Linked DNA regions of Homo sapiens: region 1 is linked to region 2. Evidence: chromatin contacts called from ENCODE Hi-C or POLR2A ChIA-PET data. All regions are on one chromosome and are shown on one strand. Each heading gives the region's core, a stretch centred on a gene start or an enhancer-like site at or near the end of the contact. The rest is flanking DNA. Distances are from core to core; before and after follow the strand shown. Region 1 has its middle 11 kb from the start of LINC02957. Region 2 has its middle 59 kb from the start of LINC00484.

Region 1 (3,089 bases), core at 548-3,047, 75 kb after region 2:
AAATTACCATTTGAAATTATTTTGAAATGTGCATTAAATTGATGGTTATATGGAGCCAAGGTTCCTTATGCTTTTCTACATTAGTAGGAAGTTTTGGAACCAAATTTTTGGACCTCCTGGGTGTATAACATAGATTATCTCTCACTGTGCTCTGTGATCTTGTGGAGGTTGATGGCCTAAGAAAGAAACAGGATTGGGCTAACAGAAAATACCCTGCTGGAATAGGAAGATGGGGAGCTCACAGGGATGTCCCAGACCTCAGTACTTCTGCATAACAAACACCCAGACTCAGAGGCTTAAAATACAAACAATCATTCATTTTGATTGCGAATCTGCTTCACAGGTCACCCAACCTGTTACTGTCATCTTCTAGAATAATGTGGCATATTCAGGCTTTTTCAGAACCAATTAAAGTTGTCCTGAGGGGTTCAGTAAACATATAGCAGTAGGCTAAAAAGTATTAATCAAGACTGTGCCATGAGAACATCAGGCCAGCGGTTATCATGTAACTTGGATTTCCACACTCGTATTCAGCTTAAAATTATTCATTCAATTTTCCTTTAAGGGCACCTATATTTTAAGGGCCGTGGCTTCTCCTTTCTGGTCTGATAAAATAATAAAATGGTCACCATATTTTAATCTGGGTGCTTCGATGGACCTAGCGGAGGAACCTCCCCATTCCCAGCAGCATTATGATGTGGTATGTGTGAAGCCAAAGGCTGCAGGGGATGCCTGGAGACACGTGTGTGTGTGTGTGTGTGAGTGTGTGTGTGAGATTGTGTGTGTCTGTGGCTCTGCCCAGTGTAATTATTAGCTTGGAAATTACTCTAATCTGGTGAGTGCCAATGCAGTCATTCAATAATAAGTCAGAGAATATTTGGACAGGTTGAGGAGGAAGTTGACTCTGATGTCAAAAAGAGTGTCAAGGAATAGGAAGCCCACAGAGAAAGATGAATGTAGAGAAAAATATTTTTTCAAGCACAAAACAATGAATGATGTAGGAAATACATAAGATTTGTGCTGGGTTAAACGGGTGCAAGAAATAAGAAAGCATATGTTCAGGACCAGACACAAATTATAGGCAACACTGCTTCCCTTCTAGCTTCTACTTTTATATTCCCAATACGGCTTGATAAAAATGAGTTTCTCTTAACAAAGTTAAAGAAAAATTGAATTGTTGATTCCCATTGTGTTTTCCCCATGGCAGTTTAAAATAGATCATCTTCTACTTCCTTTTGTAACTGAAGAAGAAACACAGCTGGATTTGGGACTTGTAAGGGCAGGTTCTGACAGTCAGGACAGTGAGTGGATGAGATGAGATAATTGTTTTCTACACATTCAGACAGAAACCATGTGCCTGTGAATCCACCGTGAAAAAGCCGAGAAGGGAAATCATTTGCTCAACTTAAGTGTGAGACATCTCCCAAGATAAGGTGTTTCCAGTCCCAGAACCCACAGGAACATATAAGTCCCTCTGGAAGAACTGTCACATGGCCAGACCAGAGCAGGCATCATGTAGATTTTTCCAGAATAGCACGCTTAAGGAAAAATCAGTGCTCTTACCTATTAGGGAGGAGAGCTAATAGCAGCAAGGGTTAGTGTGTGCATCGACAGGCCACGTAAATCTGGGCTATGTGTTGGACCACATACATCTTCGTAGTAGAAGATCTTGCCCTATTTGTCCAGTATGTATGACTATCTAGAGAAAGGTTCAGATCTCCGGGGACGGCAGGGAAAGGAACCCTCTGCTGGACCCACAGCTCCTCCTACTGTGAGGTCTAGAGCAGGGCTGCTTGGCCTCACACTGGTAGGTGTGGAGCACGTACGAGCTCTACATCCTCACTCTCCATTCCTCTCTACACTCACATGGCTCCCACATCCGCTGACAAGAACCATCCTTCCAGATGAAACCCCATGTTCTTTTTTTTTTTTTTTTGAGATGGTGTCTCGCTCTGTCACCCAGCCTGGAGTACAGTCGCATGATCTCAGCTCACTGCAATCTCTGCCTCCCGGGTTGAAGTGATTCTCCTCCCTCAGCTTCCCAAGTAGCTGGGATTACAGGCATGCACCACCATGCCTGGCTAAGTTTTGTATTTTTAGTAGAAACGGGGTTTCACCATGTTGCCCTGGCTCGTCTGGAACTCCTGACCTCAGGTGACCCGCTGGCCTCGGCCTCCCAAAGTGCTGGGATTACAGGCGTGAGCCACCGTGCCTGGCCCCCCCATGCTGTTTCTAAAAGGAGGTGTAGCAGTAGTGTTTTCTCTCTTTCTTGATCTTGGATGATTCATTGGCACCCCTTAATGATTGGAACCCAAGGAAGTTCTCTGAGAGCCATTTACTAGACACCAGTATAAATTTTAAACTCAGGAAGGAATTGGCACTTCCAGTTGTATTCAATGTATTCATTGTTGATGCAGGACAGCTATAAATAAATGAGATTCTGGAATTCCTATGAAAATGGGATCTCTAAGAAAGATTCCTAACAACTGGCTTTGGAGACGAGTAAGTGTGTATTTTCACCTTTAAGTCCATGAGCTGCAGGGAGCCACTTCATGGGAGGATTTTGATGACATTTTACTTTGTGCATGCTCATTTTAACTGTATGACATTAAAACAGCAATTACACATATCAAAAGAGAGAACGGATAGCACTGGGGACCAAAAGGCTCACTTTCCCACAAATAGTCCCTTCTTCTGGATTTCATGGGTACCCATTAGTACCAGAATTTCCTGGGTTTGGCTATGGAAAGTTTCAAGTATATATTACATATATATTATAAGATGAGGACAACTTGAAGCCACTACCTGTCGTCAGTGTGTAAGGAGGGAGGTAGTTTTTCTTGGGAGGGTGGAGGTGGGAGGTAGCCCAGGGAAAGGCATGAAGGGCAACAGGCTGGGAGGAGGGAGGAAGTGCAGTCAGCCTTGGAACCTTAGACAGACTGAGTGCTGCATCTGGGCACAGGCGGTCAGCCTGCACTGACTCCTGAAGGCAAAGCAAGGGAGGGGAGAAGCATGTGGCTAAACAGAGAAGGGGAGGATTCTAGCCAGAACACACTGTTTGCTTTTATAAATGCCAGGGGTGGTGCATT
Region 2 (3,051 bases), core at 223-2,722:
TAGGTGTTACTTCCAATAAATCTTTTGCACTTCAAACTCTGTCTTGGTGTCTGCTTTCCAAAGGACCAAACTGACACACTTGATAGAAACCACCACTCAACTGAGTGGATTAGAAGAATTAGCTAATGAACGTGAGGCAGAGCGAGGTTTCCCCTAAGACTCCCTCTGAGCTTCTGTGGGGAATCTCTGAAGTATTGCCCATCTTAGCGATATTCTAACATTGACTTCCTAGTTCCTAAGTAACCTGTTCACAACCCATCAACTTCTTCCACGAACCAGGGACAGACTGTTTGAGCCCATGTCCACAGACTTCTAGAGTTGCTTTTTGCTCTTGCTCCTTAAGGGTTCAGCTCAAGGTTGCCTCCTTGCCCAGATCCCCCAATAACTTCCTCTTTCATTACTCTAGTTTGTAAATATCCACATCCTCTGTTAGATGGTAGCTTTTATGGATGTAGGATCCACATTGTTGCCAGTGGCCAGAACAATGCACACAGTAGGTGCTACATAAAAATTTGCTAAATGAATAACAAATGACAGATGCTCCAAATGATTAATTTGCTATGTCCTGAGTCTAAAAAATGATTCCAACTGGCTCCTTATACTCCTCAATTCTTTTTGCTTACTCCTCTCTCAAATATCCTCAGGGAGTTATCCTATAAAACATTGTCATCCTTGTCTTAAAAATTAGCAGTATTACTTTGCACTCACAGTGAGTTATCAATTGTCACTCCTGCAGTGGAAGAGAATCTGAGTAACCTCCTAGTTGGTGACATTCAGGAGCTGTGGATGTCACACAACAGAATTTGTAGCCTCTGGAAAAAGGTTTATCAGCATCTATATGGGAGTCATTCCAGCCCAAACTGTGCTGAGACATGAACTTTCACGTGATCGCCTCTGGAAAAACCCACAAAGACGAGAAAGGAAGTCCTTAGCCTGAAGGACTTCCCCAGAGAAGAAACAGTTGGATTTGTTGGAACTCTATTTGTTGCTGAGATGTGAAAGTTCTTTGATCAGTCCGATGGCCATTTCTGAAACCACAGTGATCCTCCACTCCCCTGTTTTTTCCTGGAATGGGCCCTGATAATTTCAAAACATTCCTATTTTTTTCTGCAAGCCAACACCCTTCCTAAGTACACAATGTTTATGGGCAGTCAGATGGTTTGGCGTATTTCTCAAACCTCTGAGGATGGCAAGTTCAAGTTGTCTGTGCTGTTATATGGCATATCTAATAATCCACACCTCAACACTTGATTTTAAGGTTAGCAAGCCACGAGAATGCTCTTTGAATCCCCCTGCATGTTTCATCACTTCATCTCTATTTCCCTTTAACTATGGCCAGCCAAACTGTAACCTGAGATTAGGGTTGCTGTCAGAGAAAACAAAGGAAAATAAACAAACACATTGGCCCAATGCCCCATGCTACGATTTTGAAAGTCGTGGGTATGCTTGCTCAATGAAAAAATTCCCCATAACCAGTCATGACTCATTCCCACTTGCTGCTTGCATGGTTTGGGAAAATAGTCTTTACTTATTTTTTTCTATATTAACATGAAATAGCATCATTCAAGCTCATCATCAATACTTCATTTTACAAACTCCCTGACAGCCACCTTCAGCCTTTTGATCACTAATCTTGTGTTGCTTCACTACCATGATCATTACTAATGCTGAGGTGTTTGGGCTTTATTTTTCCTTTGCATTTAGTCAATTGTTTTAAATAAATAAATAATGTGATTTTACTGTATGAATTGTTTAATATTCTGCCTTTTTTCCTCAGTATTTTATTGTGAGAATTTCTCCATTGCTGCTAGATATCTTCAACATATCACTTCTATTTTTTGTAAGATATTTATTATAGTATTATACCATGGGTCATAACTTATTTGGTCATCTCTTATGTTTTGACATTTAGAGTGTTGTTAAAATTATACTGTTATAAGTAATGCTACAATGAATCTCATTTGATATAAATCTCTGTGTAGTTGTTAGGATCTTCTAGGCTTAAGCTGATAAACATCCTTTGTTGGACATCTTGTTCACATCCTTTGTAAGAGAACAAGAAATAAAGCTTTGTTGTGTTAAGCCACTGAGACTTTGGGGCTGTTTGTTATTAGCTGTATTTTGCATAGTTAGTCGGTGACCAGGCTGAAGAAGTGCCAGCATTGCCATCCTCCCTCTAGAATTGGCACAGAGAGCCCAGAGTCAATGGGAACTCACAAGTGCCAGGCTTACCATGTAGGAAACGCTTCCTTTCCACCCACAGCCCATTGGCCCATGCCAGTCACCTGGCCCCATCTACCTGTGAAGGAGGGGGGTTTGTATTTTTCTATATACCCAACACAGAAGAGAACAGGATGTGCCTGGGCAATGATAACATTCTGCCTGTATGAGGGTATGGCTTTTACTTAAGGTAGATGTCCTAGAATGGGAGTTATTGAGTTTTGCCAACTTTTTTTTTCTAAGACACACCATTTTTATAGTTCCACCAGCTTGTTTTCTGCCCTTGTAAAGCCACAAATGTTACCACTTTATACTCTTTGCTGATCTAAGAGGTAAAAAATGCTATCTCATTGTTGTTTTCATTGTTCAAATTAAATCTTAATTTAAAGTTTTGTAGATACATTATTATTTTGTAGCTACATTATCATTATTATTGAGAGGAAAGATTATTTTCAGATGTCTGTTATTCATTTGCATTTTACAGGTGTTCAGTAGAGTTATAAAACAATTACCCTGAAAATTCTCCGAGTATCTCATGCCCGTGTCACTGTTAGACCTTAAATATTTTAAAACAATCCTGGCAGCTCGGTGCGGTGGCTTATGCCTGTAATCCTAGCACTTTGAGAGGCTGAGGTGGGTGGCTTACCTGAGGCCAGGAGTTCGAGACCAGCCTGGCCAACATGGTGAAACCCCGTCTCTACTAAAAATTCAAAAATTAGTTAGGTGTGATGGCTTATGCCTGTAATACCAGCTACCCAGGAGGCTGAGGCAGGAGAATTGCTGGAACCCAGGAGGCAGAGGCTGCAGTGAGCCAAGATTGTGCCACTCCAT

The links. A loop is a pair of places that touch in the nucleus more often than their neighbours do. ChIA-PET counts read pairs that join two places held with the same protein, here RNA polymerase II (POLR2A). Pooled maps may share reads with other maps.
Region 1: a pooled map shows a loop between it and region 2 (2.1-fold over the local background). The contact joins two enhancer-like sites. A Hi-C loop is called at or near these places in 1 of 168 maps with a recorded cell type or tissue (PC-3) and 2 of 50 pooled maps. POLR2A ChIA-PET finds 5 or more read pairs at or near these places in 2 of 52 experiments (AG04449 and MCF 10A).

The regions. Positions count from the first base shown.
Region 1 is chr9:90,984,084-90,987,172 of GRCh38, reverse strand. No RefSeq gene overlaps it. Among named protein-coding and RNA genes, the nearest start is that of LINC02957, 11 kb to the left of the region's middle. Within about 2 kb of position 1,797, at least 2 of the 41 ENCODE cell types and tissues checked have a DNase peak (open chromatin) inside an H3K27ac peak, as active enhancers do.
Region 2 is chr9:91,059,017-91,062,067 of GRCh38, reverse strand. No RefSeq gene overlaps it. Among named protein-coding and RNA genes, the nearest start is that of LINC00484, 59 kb to the left of the region's middle. Within about 2 kb of position 1,472, at least 14 of the 41 ENCODE cell types and tissues checked have a DNase peak (open chromatin) inside an H3K27ac peak, as active enhancers do.